Linked DNA regions of Homo sapiens: region 1 is linked to region 2. Evidence: chromatin loops called from intact Hi-C (ENCODE). Cell type or tissue: chondrocyte. All regions are shown on one strand. Each heading gives the region's core, and the rest is flanking DNA. Links, peaks and the distances in the headings are about the cores only. Region 1 overlaps MRPS35-DT (MRPS35 divergent transcript). Region 2 holds the start of BMAL2 (basic helix-loop-helix ARNT like 2).

What was found. A loop is a pair of places that touch in the nucleus more often than their neighbours do. Peaks named below come from ENCODE experiments on the same cell type or tissue, not always from the same donor. Only the 100,000 strongest peaks of a DNase experiment are listed, where the experiment ranks them.
Region 1: it touches region 2 in a loop (4-fold over the local background); 10 of 110 quality-filtered maps call a loop at or near these places.

Annotation. Positions count from the first base shown.
Region 1 is chr12:27,698,333-27,708,222 of GRCh38, reverse strand. It overlaps MRPS35-DT (MRPS35 divergent transcript), which reads left to right. Exons shown (of 5, transcript XR_001749448.2): 2 at 3,299-3,485; 3 at 4,603-4,762. It also overlaps the pseudogene HMGB1P49. Among named protein-coding and RNA genes, the nearest start is that of REP15, 6.8 kb to the right of the region's middle. RefSeq lists an enhancer at 2,724-3,235. In chondrocyte, for the core only: CTCF peaks have their summits at 4,161 and 4,362; a DNase peak (open chromatin) is centred at 2,783.
Region 2 is chr12:27,328,432-27,338,321 of GRCh38, reverse strand. BMAL2 (basic helix-loop-helix ARNT like 2) reads right to left here and starts at 5,486. Exons shown (of 17, transcript NM_020183.6): 1 at 5,219-5,486. The coding sequence starts at 5,249. It overlaps LOC124902906 (a long non-coding RNA gene), which reads left to right and starts at 5,525. Exons shown (of 2, transcript XR_007063255.1): 1 at 5,525-5,700. RefSeq lists silencers at 4,993-5,112, 5,133-5,602. In chondrocyte, for the core only: no CTCF peak of the experiment used is centred there; DNase peaks (open chromatin) are centred at 1,986, 4,846 and 5,326.

The DNA.
Region 1 (9,890 bases), core at 722-8,721, 370 kb before region 2:
ACTTCTGGGGTCTATGTCCCTTCTCCCCTGATTTTTCCCTTGGGGTGGGCTGTCTGCATGCACAGTGGCTTGCCAGGACTTGGGAGGGGAGCATGCATAGTGTGTTTATTGGAGTCGTATACATGCTTACTTGAGGCATTCTTCCATTAGCAGTTGCACGTCCCTAGAAGATCAAATACCAGTTAAATTCTGCCATTTTGCTTCTTAATGTGCACGCTTGCGCACACTCACCCAGCTCCTGAGATCTTACTGGAAAGTTGCTGATCACTAGTTTCAGGTTTTTTGTATCTATTGGGAGAATGCTATTCCCTGGTGCTGGCTGCAACCAATTATTGTTTTAGAAAGACAGTTAATAACCACCTGACCGTCACCTGATGGTCGCCTGAAATTCCTGGGGTGTGCGTGTGTGTGTGTGGAGGGGGGTGTGTGTATAAGGGGAGCCCTCTCCTGCCCTGCTCATTCATGACTAGCTACCTACTCTAACAATATTTCTTAATTTCTGAGCAAGATATTAAAGACATAGGTCCCCATTCTACCTTGCTATGCGTTCTATCTTTTGTTGTACTCTCTCCCTAAGACTAAAGTGGATAGATGACCAGAGCTAGAGGAGCCAGAAAAATACTTATTGTTTTCCGTGGCATCAAGTACAGTAAGTTTCATTCTATAGTAAAAGTTAAAAATTCATTCATAATGCTATTAATGCTATCAACAAGCAAAAATATCTGTCTTGTGCAGTGTAAAGAGTAAAGCATGTACTATCTTGCACATAGGGGTTACTAAGATTACATAATTTTTCACTTGGCAGTGATCTTAGAGGTGCAATCATTCACTCACGATAAAAATATTTTCTTTGCTGGGTGCAGTGGCTCACTCCTGTACTCTCAACATTTTGGGAGGCTGAGATAGGGGAATCACTTGAGCTCAGGAGTTTAAGCCCAGCCTGGGCAACATAGCAAGAGCCTGTCTCTACAAAAAATACAAAAATTAGCCAGGCATGGTGATGTGTGCCTGTAGTCCCAGCTACTGGGGAGGCTGAGGTGGGAGGATCACTTGAGCCCAGGAGGCAGAGGTTGCAGAAAGCCGAGATAGTGCCACTGCACTCCAGCCTGGGCGACAGAGTGAGACCTGTCTCAAACAAACAAAAAAAATATTTTCTTCAAACTTTGTGACCATGTAATCTAACACATCATAGAAGCTAGGCTGGCTTCATAGACATACAACGTGCCTGCGCTTGGCCTAATGCTTTGCTGTTGCTGTCTTAAAATTCTTAATACTTTTTTTAACAAGGAGTCCTGCATCTTCAGTTTGCACTGGAACCTACAAATTATGTAGCTGGTCCTGTGTAGAACAATTTTAAATATTAAGCTGTCTTACAATTGGTTTTTATTATATTTAAACCTGAATTAATTCAATAAAAGCTACTTTTTAATTTTTTATCTTTATGGATACATAGGAAGTATATATATTTATGGGGTATATGATATATATTGATACAGACATAAAATGTATCATAATCACATCAGGGTAAATGGGGTATCCATCACCTCAAGCGTTTATCCTTTGTATTAAAAAGCTACTTTTAATCAAAACTAACTTCTTTTTTTTTTTTTCTCTTTTTTGAGAAGGAGTCTTGCTCTGTCACCCAGGCTGGAGTGCAGTTGCACAATCTCAGCTCACTGCAACCTCCACCTCCGGGGTCCAAGTCGTTCTCCTGCCTCAGCCTCCCAAGTAGCTGAGATTACAGGCATGTGCCACCATGCCCAACTAATTTTTGTGTTTTTGGTAGAGACAGGGTTTCACCATGTTGGCCAGGCTGGTCTTGAACTCCTGACCTCAAGTGATCCGCCCGCCTCGGCCTCCCAAAGTGCTAGGATTATAGGCGGGAACCACCACACCCGGCCTTCAAAACTAACTTGCTTTATAGTAGGTGAACAAAGTATGTCTATTCACAAGTATGGTAGACAATATGCAAATATAAGGAATAGGTATAGAGACCTTGCAACCTAAATGTTCATCAAAACAGTATGGGTTAAATCTATTATGGTGTATTCATATAATGCAGAGTACTACTAATAGAGGCAGGTGGCAGAGAAATCCTAGGCAGACAGAGGTGGGTCTCCGGTGAAACCCGACCTTCAAGCCAAAAACAGTGTGAAGCCCATGGACCAGAGTGAGAACTTCTATTCCTGTTTGCCCACTCTCTCCCTATTGGTTCTTTCTGAATAATGTATTTTAACCAATCAAATGTTGCCTTTTCCAGTATTACCTACAGTCCACCCCACCGCCATCCTGTGCCTGTAAAGACCCCAGACTCAGTTGGTAGAGGTGGGAGATGGCCTGACTTCAGGGAAGAGACCTCCTGACCTCAGGGGAAGATGAACAGCCCTTCCCATCCCATCTCCAGCTCCCCTCTCGGCTGAGAGCTTTTTCATCGCTCAATAAAATTCTCTGCCCTCACTATCGTTCAATTATCAAGGGTGACCTAATTTTTCTTGGATGCTGGACAAGAGCTTGAGATCCAAGTGTGGGTACCCAGAAAGGCTGTCACACTGACCCTTTGCCCTGGTCAGCAGAGGACAGCCACCCCATGTGAGGGGGCCAGGGGCCAACCGGGCTGCTAACATGCTGCCATCCATCGGGCTGTGGATGGCAGAACTAAAAAAGCTCATCAGCACACTACCACCCCCTCTGGGGCTTTGGGGTCTCAGGCATCCTTGCCTGGGTGCCACTGCATTCCCCTCAAGGCGACACCACTGGTCTGGCTGCGGGCTCTGCACAAAGCTTTCTCCTGCGGTGGCGAAGTGGCAGGCTGGACCCTGGACTCACTCACTCATGTGCTCCCTCCCACAAGGGGCTGAGTGTGGTGGGCCTAGTAGACAGAGCGCCCCTGCTGGGAGTCCAGCAAAGGAGCCGAGAAAAATCCTGCATCACTACTTAAGATACCTGGGCCCCAATCCTGGTTAAACATTAGAATAACCTCAGAAGATTTAAAAAAAAAATTATCTGGACTCCCTCTGAGATGCTGATTAATTGGTCTAGATGTGTTTGGAGCACTAGGGTTTTGTTTTGTTTTTTGTTTAAGTTCTTCAAGTGAATCTAATATTGAGGCAAGATGGAAAACCACTGGTGTCAGCCTTAACAAGGATGAGGTGGATATAAATCTATTAGCATAGAAAATTGTCCACAATATATTGTTAAGTTTTTTTAAAATGCAGGTTATAAGGCATTTATGGATTATGTAATCTCATTTGTGTATTATATTTTTATTTTTATTTTTTTGCAATGCAAATTCTGGAAGGGTCAACAGCAAATTTGAGGCAGTGGATATGAGGATAGAGGAGACACTCCTGAAGACTTCACTTTCTCCATTTCTGTACTTGAATTTTTACACCAAGCATACAGCTTGAAAAAATTAAATGAGTATGCAGTATTTTAAAAATCAACAAAAGCTTCACATTTTAATTTTCACTTGAAAAAAAAACATGGTGAGTCTGATTTATGGCTTTCAGCTGTTTATAACATGAATACTTACAATTTATACTAGGTTCTCTGAAATTTTCGTAAGCTTACACTTCAGTATATAAAATATTTTCACAAGCTTTGTCTTCTTTGAGTTACGGTCATGTGCCACATAAAGACGTTTCAGTCAACCACTGTGCATATATGATGGTGGTCCCATAAGACTATAATGGAGCTGAAACACTCCTATTCCCTAGTGACATTGTGGCTATTGTGACATCATAGCACAATTACTTTATTGTTTTATAAATGTATCACAGCCTAAGTGAACAGTGTTTGTGAAGTCTACAGTAGCATACAGTAATGTCCTAGGCCTTCACATTCACTCACCACTCACTGATTCACCCAGAGCAACTTCCAGTCCTGCAAGCCCCATTTGTTGTAAGTGCCCCATATAAGTGTACTATGTTTTACCTTTTATACCTTATTTTTACTGTACCTTTTTTTGTGTTTAGATATGTTTAAATACACAAATATTTACCATTGTGTTCCAGTTGCCTACAGTATTGGTAAAGTAACATGCTGTACAGGCTTGTAGCCTAGGAGCTATGCCACATAGCCTAGGTGTGTAGTTGGCTGTACTGTCTAGGTCTGTGTAAGTACACTTTCTTATGTTCACAAAACAATGAAATTGCCTAACAATGCATTTCTCAGAACATATCCCCATTAAGCAATGCATGATTGTAGTTGAAGTCATTCCCATTTTACAAATAAGGAAGCAAAAAGTTAAGCCACTTGACTCTGCTCTTATGAGCATTGAAACTCAAATCCGCATCTGATTCCAAGTTGCATGTTCTTTACATCACCTCCTTCTTGAGAGTGTACTCCACACAGCATTCCTGCAGACAGGGGTCGCTATACACCGAGGAAACATTAATTGACTGAGGACTATAACCTCCCAGAAGCATTGAACATGGGAACCGTTATTACTTAACACTTTAAAAGATGCCACCTGGGCTTATTCATGCCCAGTTTACTGAAGGCAAAGGGCTAAAATGCTTTTTTAATTTAAAAAATTGTATTTGCTTAGAAGTATTCAGAATGTCAACAAAACAGCTGCAACTTCTTTTTTTTCAATTACAGAGTGGTACTCAGCAGAACAACAACTATATCGTATAAGCTGCATCAGAGACAAATGAAGATGAAAAAACTATCCTCCTATATAACTAATCTGTGCTGTGCCCCAACAAAGCCTGCTTTAAATTTCCGTGCCAATTACAACCCCCATTCTGTATCAGGCAAGGTTAGTGTCTATTAAAAATATCACCAGGACAGGGCTATCTTAAGAGACATTTTGTAATCTGTTAATTGTACAAAAAGACACTGTAATGTTTTTTGTTTGTTTCTGTTTTTGTTTTGTTTTGTTGTTGTTGTTGTTTTGAGATGGAGTCTCGCTCTGCCGCCCAGGCTGGAGTGCGGTGGCGCAATCTTGGCTCACTGCAAGCTCTGCCTCCCGGGTTCATGCCATTCTCCTGCCTCAGCCTCCCAAGTAGCTGGGACTACAGGCACCCGCCACCATGCCTGGCTAATTTTTTTGTATTTTTAGTAGAGACGGGGTTTCACCGTGTTAGCCAGGATGGTCTCGATCTCTTGACCTCATGATCCACCCACCTTGGCCTCCCAAAGTCCTGGGATTACAGGTGTGAGCCACCGCGCCCAGCTGACACTGTAATGCTTAAAAACAAATCTTACACAGCCTTACATTTCAATTTTTTTTTCTTTAAAAGGAGTGAGTTGTATACAGGGGTTGTTAAATTCTTTATAGACAAGAGAAAGACTGCTACAACCAACTCGTTTATCATCATCTTCTTCTTCTCCTTCCTCCTCATCCTCCTCTTCTTTTTTTCTTTTTTTTTCAGCCTTGGCAATTCCCTTTGTTGCTGCATGAGGCTTTCCTTTAGCTCAGTCTGCTACAATATCCTTTTCATATTTGTCCTTCAGCTTCGCAGCCTTCTTTTCATAAGGCTGCTTGTCATCTGCAACAGTGTCATTCCACCTCTCTCCCAGTTTCTTTGCAAAATCACCAATGTATAGGCCGGGATATTTTCCTTTGACTCAGGGGCAATACTCAGAACACAAGAAAAAAGCCAAAGGAGGCCTCTTGGGCTTTTTTTTTTTTTTTGCCTCTCTTTCTGGAGGGATATAGGTTTTCATTTCTCTTTCATAATGGGTCTTTTGCCTGAGTTTGCCAAGTCTTCAAATTTTCCTTTATAGCAGACCCGGTCCTTTACCTCTCTGGCACTTTTTGGAACAATCTGAGAAGAGGACAGAAGCATCTGGGTGCTGTTTCTTGTGCTCCTTCTGACAAGTATGCATAAAGAATGCGTATAATGACATTTTTGCCTCTTGGGATCTCCTTTGCCCATGTTGAGTTACTTTTTCCTCAGTGAGGCACCCAGTCATGCAGTGCCCACCTGGCAATCACATACCCTGGCACTGTTTCTCTAAAATGCTTTTCTCCATCTTCTGATTTCTTTGGATAAAGGAAAGTCAAAGACAAATTTATTTCTGTCCTTGCATATATTCTTATTATTCAAGACATTTGGAAATACAGCATCTAATTGTTACATGTTTCAAACCCCACATCCAATCATCAGCAAATGCTGTACACTTTACTTTCAACTACATTCTAAATCTGACCTCTTCATACCTCCTCTTGTACGAGTGTGGTCCAGGCCACCTTTTTCTCTCATCTGGGTGACTACAGCTTCCTAGCTGCTTACCTGGGTTCTGCTTCTCTTCTTTTTCTTCTACCATCAAGTCTCCCCCCAGTAATCAAGTGAGGGTTTGTTTGTTTATTTGAGACAGAGTCTTGCTCTGTCACCCAGGCTGGAGTGCAGAGGCACGATCTCGGCTCACTGCAACCTCCGCCTCCTGGGTTCAAGCGATTCTCCTGCCTCAGTCTCCTGAGTAGCTGAAATTACAAGCATGTGCCATCATGCCAGGCTAATTTTTATGTTTTTAGTAGAGACGGGGTTTCACCATGTTGGCCAGGCTGGTCTTGAATTCCTGGCCTCAAGTGATTCACCCACCTTGGCCTCCCAAAGTGCTGGGATTACAGGTGTGAGCCACCATGCCTGGCTTCAAGTGAGGCTTTTAACGTACAGGTCAGTCAAGACATTTCTCTCCCCCATCACTCAGAATAGTTGAGTCCTTACTTCAGCTTACAAGTTTGACCAGCTTGATGAGTTTGCTGGCTACTTCTGCAAACTCATCTCCCACCTCTCGCCTCCAGCTCACTCTGCTCCGTCCACGTCAGCCTCCTTTGCTATCCACATTCACATCTACTCCCATTCCAGGTCCTTTGCATTTGCAGTTCTTTGTGCCTAGAACACCCTTTCCCAAATGTCTGCACTGATGCTCAGTGTCTTCCTTCAGATTTCTAGCTAATTGCCCCCTCCTCGCTGAGGCCTTCCTTCACCACCCAATATAAAATAGCACCTCCTAACATTCTTTATTCCCTGATCATGCTTTTTCTTTACATTACTCATGATGTAATTTAAAATTGATTATTGTTTGAGACAGGGTCTCACTGTTGCCCAGGCTGGAGTGCAGTGGCTGGTTCTGGGCTCACTGTAACCTCCTCCTCCTGGGCTCAAGCGATCTTCCCACCTCAGCCTCCCAAGTAGCTGGGACTACAGGCACACACCACCACACCAGGCTAATTTTTGTATTTTTAGTAGAGACAGGGTTTCATCATGTTGTCCAGGCTGGTTCCAAATTCCTGAACTCAAGTGATCCGCCGGCCTCAGCCTCCCAAAGTGCTGGGATTACTACAGGCGTGAGATGTTTTGAAAATATGCATTTAAACATCTGCACGTGTTTGTCTGTCTTCCACCATTAAGATATAAACTCCCTGAGACTAGGAACTTTGTTCTTTGTACTGCTAGATTGGCAGGGCACAGAACAAGCCCGACATGTAATAGGCACTCAGCAATTATGTTTGAATGAATCTATCTTCCATTTACACTTTTAAGCCTTTTTTTTTTTTTTGGCAATATATTAACCCAAATTGCAAAAGCTAAGCTTGACTCTATGCTATTGGAGACTTCACTACCAAAAAGAAGAAACAGATGTCTCTGCCAATACTCACCTTCTTTTAAAAAAGTCCTTTTTAATTGACAAGTAATTGTGTATATCAATACTCCATTTTATTAAACACTCTTTCATGCCAGCTTCTAATGAAGGACAACTACAAGGCCACAGATATGTTCTTCCTATTCCAGGTTCCTCAAGGAGAGGGCTATGGGGGTGAATAAACATTGACGGGAGGGAAAACAAAGCCATTTCTTGAGGCTGAAGAGAATATACATCCCTTTCTTCTTTCCTGAAGCTGCAGGCATCATGGGGATTATGAATGCTCCTTTCCTCGCTTTCCCCCAGGACTTCTTTGGGAGATAAAGTTGAAGAGAAGGGATTTGGGGGTTGGTGTTCCCCAATGTTGCAAGGCGTATTTTAATTTGAAGAACACCAGGCTCAATGGAAAGAAAACAGGGCATGCACTTAAGCCTAAATCTAGATTGAAGTTAATGACGCGCCTTTAGATTCACTGTGGATCCTGTTTACTGGGCTGGATAAAGAATCAAAGAGTGGATCTGGATTATCGTACTAAGCACTTTTGATTTTTTTTTCTTTTTTCTTTTTTTTTTTTTTTGAGACGGAGTCTCTCTTTGTCACCCAGGCTGGAGTGCAGTGGCGCCATCTTAGCTCACTCCAACCTCCACTTCCCGGGTTCAAGTGATTCTCCTGCCTCAGCCTCCTGAGTAGCTGGGATTACAGGCATGTGCCACGGCTAATTTTTGTGTTTTTAGTAGAGATGGGGTTTCACCATGTTGGTCAGGTTAGTCTTGAACTCCTGACCTCGTGATCTGCCTGCCTCAGCCTCCCAAAGTGCCGGGATTACAGGTGTGAGCCACCGCGCTTGGCTATTCTTAATTCTATAACGAATAGCAGTTCTACGAGGTGGGTATTGTCATCTCCGGTTTTTAGATAGGAAAATCAGGAGGCATTAGGGCTACAGAAGAAATCAAATGGCACCCTCAAGTCTACCTAAGGAAAAAGTACATCTACAGGGTGGGGGCAGGGTGCAAGGAACTAACAAAGAATGATGAAGCACCCCGGAAGGGACAATGGCCTGAGAGGGGAAGGGGAGGGAGCTGGAGTCTCAGAGAAGGGCCAGCTGGACAGGAGCTGTCTGGAACCAAGCATCGTAGTGAGGCAGGGAAAGTTGGGCTAATACATTCCAGACCTGTCCCCTTTCTGATCTCGTGCTCTCCACTGGATGGAAGCCAGAGTGATGCAGTTAGAGCCCAGAAGAAGGCAGACAAGGTGGGGAGTAGATGTGGAGGTTGAAATGAGAATAACCAGCACAGAGGTTTGGTTGGATACGTGTAAATAAAAGAGCTGGGATTTTAAGCAGGTTTGTCCTCAACTAAACTCGAAAGCTCTCACTCCTTCTACCATGACAAAGTTTTTACGACTCTGCATTGTGGCCTATTGCTGGTCATGATATCAATTTGGTGGCTTGCAGTCAGCATTTTACAAACCGATGTAGGACAAACTATCAGAGTGCACTGCAACATGCTTCAGTTATACAGATCACAGCAACAAATGTATTTCTTACTATGGAATACCTGCATGACGCCACATTGCGCTCATATGTCTTAATTCAGCCTCACAGGAACATGCCCTAAATTCCAAAATACAGAAAAGGCCAAGGCCATAAGAAGACTGTCAGAAACAGAAACGATTTTAAGAGGTTGGATGCAGTTGAAAGGATTCAGCCCATGTTTCTAATGGCTGCGTATCAGTGAACAGGTGGTTCAACAACAGGAAAAGTAGCCACAGATTAAGGCCAGGAAATGGAGGAAAAATGAGCAACAGTAACCAGCTAGCATTTTTGCAGGTGAACACCTTTGTTGTCTCAGCAATTCCAGTAGTTTAAAATCAGAGAATTTTCTTTTTATGTATTTATTGAGATGGGGTCTTGCTCTGTTGCCTAGGCTGGAGGGCAGTGGCACGATCACGACTCACTGCAACCTTGACCTCCCGGACCCAAGCAGTCCCCCTACCTCAGCCTCCCAAGTAGCTGGGACTACAGGCACACATCACCATGACTTTTTGTATTTTTTGTAGAGATGGGGTTTCACCATGTTGTCCAGGCTGGTCTTGAATTCCTGGGCTCAAGCAATCCTCCTGCCTCAGACTCCCAAAGTGTTGGGATCACAGCTACTCTTCCTGGCCAAAGAATTTTCTTTTCTTCTTCTTTTTTTTTTAATTGATTTTTACTTAACCTAATTTATAGGCTTACAGGGAATTTTCTTTACACGACTGTAGAATATGGGCTTTGTAACTGGGCAGACTTTACTTTT
Region 2 (9,890 bases), core at 1,297-9,296:
ACCATGTGCCTACCTTATATTACAAATATTTTGGCTGCATTTCTCACCCAGCCTAATAGATTTTGTAAGCTCTTTAACCCCTTCTCCTGCTTTATCCACTTCTGCTTCTCTGTTTGCCTAGTAAATAGTGCGTATTTAATGGGTCCTTTAAGAATGAACTAACCCTTTCCACACCTTAAGCAAACTATTCTTCATTCAAAATCTGCAAGCCTTTATTAAGCACTTAATAGGTGCAAGAAATTGGAGATTATAAAGCTGAGTAAGAACCAATTCTGGCCTCCTGGCAATGTGCAACTTAAGGGTGGAGCTAAGAAACCAAATAACTTGTGGCAGACAGGCACAAGTGTTATCATAGGCACACAAAAAAACTACAGTGTGAAAATAGGAGGGGAGAATAATTTCAATTTGGGTGACGAGGAGATTCTGGGAAGGTTGCATGAGGAAAAGGGGAAAATCATTTGTTGAAGGTCAGAGTTCATTAAACAGTTTGTAATCATTATCTCATTTAATTCCCAAAACAACCTTCCAAGTTAGGTATTTTTACCCCTATTCTACAGATAAGGAAATTGGGGCTCAGAGAAGTTTTAAAATTTGACCAAGTTTACAAAGCTGACAAGTAATGAAACCAGAAATCACAAGCCCAGTGGCCTAGTTCCAAAGCTTATATTGATTTTCCCACACCAGTTCTCCTCCTCCACACATACAAAAAAAGTGACATCTGCGCTCAGCCTTCAAGCTTGATTGGTTAAGATTCTCCAGACCCATCTAGAGGGAGGGCAGGGGTATTCCAGGAACAGCCAACAGCCTGAGGAAAGGCCTGGAGGTGGGAAAGTGTACATTATGTTGGGGAAAGGCAGGTTCCTTCACATAATTGAGTATAGGACATATCACAGGGGCAAAGGTGGAGGCACTTTGGTCAAGAAGGGTAGTAGATGATTCTCTACTTTCCCTGTGATATGCTTGGAAAATATGATAAAGTATATTTCTAATCTACTTAAAAATGTATGAAATGTTGTAAGTAAAACACTTTGAATGTCTTGGAAGTTATTGTTTTATCACAATAGTCTTAACCTTCAATTCTAAATATCCTTTAATGCAAAGCATAGAGTGGAAGAATGATTCTCTTTACATTTCCTTTTCCTTTAGACTTCTTTGTTTTTAATCTCGCTGTAATGGTACCATCTAGAGATTTAAACCATAAGATTAAAGACTAGAGAAATGAAATACAAATAATTTAGCTACATAAATGTCAAATTTCCTATCATGCCAACCATTTAAGTATTTTCAGGTGAGAATGTTAACACTGTATAACTGAACTGATTTTAAGAAGTTTTAAGGAAGTTTAAAATACTTTTTTTTTTTTTTTTTTTTTTTGAGACAGTCTCGCTCTGTCACCCAGGCTGGAGTGCAGTGGAATGATCTCGACTCACTACAACCTCTGCCTCCCAGGTTCAAGTGATTCTCCCACCTCAGCCTCCTGAGCTGGGATTACAGGCACGCACCACCAACGCCGGACTAATTTTTGTATTTTTTAGTAGAGACAGGGTTTCACCATGTTGGCCAGGCTGGTTTCAAACTCCTGACCTCAGGTGATCCACCTGCCATAGCCTCCCAAAGTGCTGGGATTACAGGCGTGAGCCACCGCGCCCAGCCAGGTTTAAAAATATTTTAAGTTAAAAAATTGGGTGGGTAAATGGGATATTATAGCCTAGTGTGATACAATGTAAACAGTATGTGTCAGGGACCAGTAAGTGTGACAGCACCTGAGTAAGAGAAGGAAACAGGGTGCGGCAGGGCATACATAGCTAAGTATTGCATAAATTATCAGTAAATATCTAGAAATACTACACGCTACTACAGAGAACATATCTCACCTGCAGTCCTAGCTCCAATAAGGGCTTACACTGAAGGCTCTTAGTTCCCACTGGCTCCTGCCACTGGGAAGGGGTGAGGCACTGGGCAAGGCAGGGGCTACAGAGGGCTGGGATGCTGAGAACCAGGGGAGCCACTACAGGTAGTAACCTTGCAAAAACCAGGGCAGGAAATCACTGTCTCACAGAACAGGCGGATGTCTCAGGTGCCCTTGCCTCCTGTAGGGCACATGGCACACTCTGAGGTCCCTGAAAATGCTTATGACCATGATGATGCTGACTAATGACCCAGACCCCAAGCACCCGAGTAACTCAGTTGTCAATGCAGAGAAGTGGAGGTCTTCAATTAAATGAGACAACTGAAAACTAGGGCTACCAGAATGAATTGTTATTTGCTCATTTATGATTTCCTGAACATGACACAAATGGAGATTTCAAAAGGATGCTACCTCAATGTTCACAGCACAGAACATCATGCTTTTTAGAACTAGGGAGTCATTTCACAAGGACAAAGTAAACTGAAATCACTGTATTCTCCTACTGATATTTTGGCTTTCCCTATATATTTTAAACGTTAGTTTTTGTTTTTCCTGGAGTCAAACTTTGATGGAGTGGCAGTCCCTCCCCTCCTCCCCTTCTCCTTCCTTCACTCTCTCCTTCCTCCTCCTTTCCCCTCTCCTCCTCTCTTTACTTCACACCTCCTCTCTTGCCTTCTCCCTCCTCTCACTCTTTCTCTCTTTCCTTCTCTATTTTCCTCCCCCTTAAATATGTGAAAAGTAATTAGCCCATCCTGGTTTATCTTGAATAATGCATTTCTGGCTGAAATTTTGCCCAAGGATCCATGCCAGTAACAGGAGCTTAGGCAAAATTGATTGGGACATGACGTTTGATTTCTGACTCACAAAGTAAATTTAAACCACTGTAATTGCAGAACTACATGTAAAAGAATTGGATCTTACACTATCATAGGTGAAAACATGAGCTGGTAAGAAAACGGAAGGTGAGAAAGCTGCCCCACAGAGGCCTCAACCCCAGACCATCTCTGGCAGTGAGTCTTGGAAATGTGCTGCTCCCCAAGACTGCCCTCTTCCTACCCCAAGGATTCTGGAATCATTTATTAGGAGGACACCCAGTCACTTGGCAGCATGCTCAATTTCGGTGTTTACCATCTAAAACTGATGGGGTGGGGAAACCCATAGTTTGGTTTACACTGTTAAAAAAACACAAAACAAAACAAAACAAAACAAAGCAAAACAAAACCTTAGGGCTAGTTTTGTAGATGGCCACCAACTGGCCCAGAGGCCTGTTTTTGTTTTCCCTCTGGGAATAGGGAGAAATAGTAAAAATACATATACATTTTTTCCTCCTAGAGGTTTCGTTGAGCGTTCTATTTTTTACTACTCTTTAGATAAGCAGGTGTCTGGAAGTGAGCACACTTGCTCATTAGCACCACCAAGTCAGATGGGAAAGAAAAGAAAGGAGTATGGGCGACAGCCATGGATTTTAACTCTAGTTCTGTCATGTCCTGGCTGTATAACTGTGAGCCAGCCTCAGTTTTCTCATCTGTGAAATGGAGATACTACCTACCTCACAACGCTGTTGTAAGACTAACAGAAGCACCCCTGTGAAATGTCTGTGACATCTTAGGTACTCATACCTGCGGGCTCTCCCAGCCCGCACAGAAACATTGCTACCCTTAATTAAGAAAATTTAATTTTTATTATTCCCAGCTTTACATTTGGTATGCAAAGAGCAATAAACTATTAATCTAAAATAGTTAGATAAATAGCATTAAACTTTATCTAAAAGCTTGTTGTAAGTTCGTAAGACTTATCTGGGGAATTAGTAGGTGCATTTTCTTTGAATTAGTAGGTGCATTTTCACTTCCTTTCAGTTTGGCCAATTTTAACTCACAAGGGACAACACTTTCTTAATGGACCAGACAGCACTCACCAATTTCACAAAGCAAATTGAAGTTGTAAATTAATAACTACATTAAGTTAATGTTTTATGAAGCACTTACTATTTCCTAAGTATTGGGCTAAGCATTTTATTTGCATTCATATCTCATATCTCATTTACTCCTAACAATCCTATAAGGCAGACTGCATAGTTATCTCCATTTTACAGATGGGGGAACTTAGACTAAGAGATTTCAAATAACCTGGGTGACACAGACAGTAAAGGGCAGAGCTCAGTCACAAGACGGAGCAGAAAGGGTGTCAGAGCTTATAAACACCACACGTGCCATCTTCTATTTTCAACAAAGGGTTTACCTAAGACTACGAATATTCAAATGATCGAATTTCTGAAATCGCCCCATGATGTAAATTCCCACAATTATATTAGAATTTCGAAAGCCACCTCCTCTCATTGCCTTATTTCAGAGAAGAATCTAAAACTCTATCATCTTATTCCAAAAGGAAAGGGGAGAATTAACTGCTTCCCTGAACTTCTCTGCCAGTCTTCCTTCAGTTATTTCTGTTTTCCTGCCTCTCATTTGTCTTAAACAACAGCTATTTTGTATTCATTCCGTAATTGTGAGCAGTGGTCCCAAAGGCCCCGTTGTAAGGAACTACAGAATACTGCCAGTGAATACTAGCGAGAAGGAAAAAGCACCGCAAACTTCCAACTCCATTCACAAAAATACCACAGAAATACATAATCGAACAAGCTAACTCCACTGACGGCTTTCCTGAAGCTTCAGCGGTGAAAGACACGAGCCGCCTGTCGCTTATGGAGGGCTGTCGCGGAGCGGGCTGCGATCCCGGAGTGTGGCCCCGCGTCCACGCGCACCTGCCCACCTGCGCGCTCCACCGCGGGGCAGCGGTTCAAGCCGGGAAGCCGCGAGTATTATCAGCTCAGAGGGGAGGGGTTCACAGGAACCGGGCTAGGTCCGAGGCTGCTGACAACTGGTTTACACAAAAGAAAGAAGAAATATAGGAAGTCCCCGCAGCAGTGCATGCCATGCCGACGCCGACGCGGGCGCCCAGCAGTGGGTGGAGGCGGATGCTCCCAGCGCCGGGTGCAAGGTCCCCCGCTGGCTCCCTTTCGCCAATGCGCCCGGCCCGGGACCAAGACACCGCGTCCTGAGCGCCGGCGGCGACCCCAGCTCCCCTCCCCGCGTCCCGCTCCCCGGGAGGACGCGCCGGGCGCCGCGCCGCACCTGTGCCCCACGGGGCGGCCTTGTCCCACCGCCCCTCGGAGGCGATGCTCCGGCCCGAGAGGACAGGCGCGGGCGCTTCCCTCGGGGCAGCGGGGGCAGACCTGGCGTCGCGGGGACGCCCCCAGCGCGTCAGACGCCGCGCGCCCACCTGGGGCCGTCGCCTCGCCACCGGCAACCTCACCTCCCGCCGCAGCCTCCTCTTCCGCCGCCATCGCAGGAGCCACTTGGTCGGCTCCGCAGCCCCGCGGCTGGCAGCATGGAGGAGCCCCGGGCCCGCCCTGCCCCGGCCCAGGCGGCGGCTCTGGAGCAGGGAAGCGGGGACTGGCGGGCCCTGCCGGGTGCCGCGGCGGCCGCCACCGCAGCCCGTAGGCGCGCACGGGACGCCGCCCCGCAGCCCGGCCGGCAGCAGCTACTGAGCATGCGGACTGGAGCCAGCCGCCCGCCGCTCTGGGCGCCGCGGGGCTTCCCGGCGGGAAAGAGACCCGGGCCAAGGGCGGAGTCGCTGCGGACACCGCCCCGCCGAGCCCTCCCGCGAGCAGCAAAGCACTAAAAGGCCAGTTGAGTCCTTCTAGCAACCACCCTATTGAAAACAGGCTTCCATGCTCATAGTAAGCTTTGTCCCAGCATTCCGAAGATTGCAGTTGTTAGACCCTCGGGGCAAAGGTAAAGGATGAATGAAGATAATTGCACGGTGGGTTAGCGGAGGGCACGGGGCTAGGGTTGGGGAGGAGGGTGCTGGACGAGAGACCCTGCTCTTTTCTGCTTAAGGAAGGGCTTAGCTGCAGAGACGAGAGTGTAGATGACAGAGAGAGGGTCCCGAGGAAGCCGTTTTGCCTCCTGGAACGGTTGGGTAAATCCAGAAACAAGATCTTTTGGGCATCACTTGACAGCCCTACATCCTATGGCCACGTGTCTAGAATACACTGGTTTGCTGCCCTCCCACTGGTCCCTAGACCCATTCCTTGGTAATCTAGTAGAAGTAAGTAAAGGAAAGTCACAGTAGAGAAGACACCAAATCAAACTTTGCAACCAGCCTAAAGGTAATAACTTTCCTACAAGGACTCAATTCCAACGTCTTAACCAGCACCTTATGTGTCCTCAGGGCAGTACTTAGGGCCATTGTGAGAGGCTGGGCAGAGGGTTTGGAAGTGTGTTCCCAAGCAGAAGTGGGCATGACAGGAGAAAACTGTTGCAGGCTTAAGCAGGGGCTAGGACTTTAGAGGTAAGGGAGACGTGCTGAAAACTGTGCTGTCCTCAACACACACCAAGACACATCCCTAATCAAAACCAGTCTTGAAACGTCTCATTCCTAGCTTTGACTTGGAACTCCACCCCAAATTCTACCAACACCAACTTCTCCTGGCAGCTAGAAACAGTAATTCCATACAGGGTTTCCCGAATGTGATCAAACCTTGGCTTTCCAGACAAGTGTACACTATTTTGAGGTGGTTTACCAAGGGGTAACAGGTAGAATTAATTAGACCTGGGCTTTAAGATCTGGGTTAAAATGTAAATACTATTCTATACATGGCCTTGCTTACAATGCATTTTCCCCCTTATCGGCTCAGTGAGCCTCACAACCTCTTTCTTAATTCCTGTCTTAGTAGAGAAACAGAAGTTCAGAGATGTCGAGTATTTTGGCCAGGATCACTCAGCTAGTAGATAGTAGAAGCAAGACCATAAAAGTTAGGTCTCCTTCTTAGGAGTTCCTATTGTGGTGTCCAGTAAGCTTGCCTGTGAATCATTGCAGTCCCCGTTTCTTAGAAACGATGATTCACTTCCACCAAAGCCTGAAAGCAAGAGAAGGGGAATCCAGAATCTAAAATACGAAAGCAGGAAGGGTAATAATGCACAAACAAAGCCGACCTACAGCATTCCATGGGGCACAACCCTTTCATTGCTTAATAGGTATTCCCCTTACTGCTCAGGTTTAAAGCCTGCTTGCTCTCTTTTTTTCTTTATGCTCTGGAGCTTTACTTTCTAAGACATGATTTTTTTGTTTTTTAAAGAGTAGCTATATAACCCATAGGATAAGGCAGAGAGACATATAATGTCTTGCCAGATGGATAGGAAGGTAATCTCTCATTTCCAGTGAGTGGTTTTCTCATATTTTCAACTTGGAAAAAAAAATGTGAGAAAGGTGATTGGATGATTTGTATAATAGAATGCTAGAGAATTTGTGTAATAGAATGCACACAGTTCCTTCTGGTCAGCATGGTTCCCCTGCCAAAAGCCCTGGAGCTGCCTTGCTCTCCAGGAATCATTGCTTGCCTTTCACTTAATTTGTTCATTAATTTTCTTTCATTGCTAAGTACTCAGGCAAGAACAAATATTTTAAAGGTGGAACAAATACTCCTTTGTCCATCTGGAATTAGGAACCACGGCCTCACAAGCTGTAAACTCCTGTCCTTTTAGCATTCTGCTGGGATTGTAACAATATAACTTAGATTAGAGAGGAGTCCCTAAAGCCACTTAGATATTGTATTTGGTCCAAGAACAACAACAACAACAACAACAACAACAAAAAACAACAAGATAGAACCCAAACCCAAAACAACAAAAAACCACACCTGCTTCAGAGTGTAATTAAATTGAAGATACTATTTCCAATGATGCATAACAATAAATAACACAGAAGCCAGGAAGGGGAGAGAAGAGGGGGTGGAAAACAACAAGGGGAAAAGAAGGCTGAACATATATTTATTACCATTGGGAACTGTACACTTAAAATGGTAAAGATGGTAAATAAAAAAAAAACATTACATAGGCCGGGCATGGTGGCTCACGCCTGTAATCTCAGCACTTTGGGAGGCCACGGCAGGCGGATCACGAGGTCAGGATGTGCAGACCGTCCTAGCTCACACGGTGAAACCCCGTCTCTACTAAATATACAAAAAATTAGCTGGGTGTGGTGGCGGGCACCTGTAATCCCAGCTACTCGGGAGGCTGAGGCAGGAGAATTGCTTGAACCCAGGAGGGGGAGGTTGCAATGAGCTGAGATCACGCCACTGCACTCCAGCCTGGGTGACAGAGCAAGACTCCATCTCAAATAAATAAATAAATAAATAGCAACTACCCATTATTGATTTCCTAAGTGACTGGGGAAAATAAATTATTAATGTTTAAAACTACCTTTTCTTCCTACCCTGCCCCCAGCATCCTGTGGAGGGTGAATCCTGGGGAAGATGCTTGGATTTGCTGGGCAGATTGATGAGTGCAGTTTGGAGAAACAAGTAGGCCAACACTCTCCCATATGTTTAGAGAGAGAAGAGGATCTATGGTGGGCTTCTGGTATAGGAAAGATGAGCTTGAGCATGGTCTAAGGGAAGGAAAAGCAGAGAGGTAATTGGAGGACAGAGCATTCCTGAGACAGAGAGGGTGGTAAAGGAGGTGGTGCAGCTGCCTTAAGGAGAGGAAATTTGCTATCTTTTTTTAATTTTAATTTTTTTTTTACATAGAGTCTCGCTCTATCGCCCAGGCTGGAGTGTAGTGTGATTTCGGCTCACTGCAACTCTGCCTCCCTGGGTTCAAGCGATTCTCATGCCTCAGCCTCCTGAGTAGCTATGATTACTGGCATGTGCCACCACACACAGCTAAATTTTTTGTATTTTCAGTAGAGACGGGGTTTCACCATGTTGGTCAGGCTGGTCTCGAACTCATGACCTCATGTGATCTGCCTGCCTTAGCCTCCCAAAGTGCTGGGATTACAGGCGTGAGCCACTGCACCTAGCCAGGAAATTTGAGATATCTTAAAGCGGTATTTAGGGAACTTCATTGTGTAATGCAAACCCTCTTACATTATTTCCCTGGAAAATAACAACTTCAGCAAAAGCTGCATTCATTTTCTCAATGCTTTTGGAGTCGTATTTATGTTTTTATTAAAAGTGAAAACATTTTGAGATTGGCCTTAGGTGGAAAGCAGGGCCACCCACAAAAATAGTCATTTAATTAACTTGTTCACATGTATTTATTGAGCACCTGCTGTGTGCCAGGCACTGTTGTAAGCACTGACTTCTGTATTTTACCTACTGTGCATCAGTTACTTTATATATATATATTCTCACAAAAACCAATGAGCAGGTATTAGTTTCTTTTTCTGTTAGCTCAGTGGTTCCCAAAATTCAATGTACATGAGAATGTGCACAATTTTAGACCCACCCCCAGAGACTGATTTAGTAGGTTTGGGGTGAATCACACTAAGTCCTTATTTCAAATGTGCTTCCTAGCTGATTTTGAAAGTTGCTCTGAGTACTCTCATCTAGGAAATACTGCTTTAACTTATCAAAAATCAATTTTCTTAAGCTGGGTTGTTGCAGTATGGTATGTACACCGGGGAAGCAGCGGGGAGAGAAGCAGTATTTCTTAGGGACAGGAATAGCAATATACTAAAATTCTGAGCAAACTGCAAGGAAGGACAAAACTTAGGACAAGAATGAGGGAATAGTTGTGCACACATCTACTTTTATGTGGAGTTGCTTACACTTTTTCCCTTAGGGATTATGCGTTTGTATGTGTGTATAAGCATCAATAACTCAACTGATGTTTACTTTTACAGTTTTTAAACACTCTTAAAGCAGTTATGGTATCCCAAGTCTTCCTCAGTCCTCTCGGTATTATATACAATCATACAAGAGGGTTCTCCAAGTTCTGTTCCTGATTTTTTTACCCAAGAAGACAAAAAGGCTGGATGCGGTGGCTCATGCCTGCAATCCCAGCACTTTGGGAGGCCAAGCGAGCACATCACTGAGGTCAGGAGTTTGAGACCAGCCTGGCCAACATGGTGAAGCCCCGTCTCTACTAAAGATACAAAAATTAGCCAGGCACGGTGGCAGGAACCTAATCACAGCTAGTCG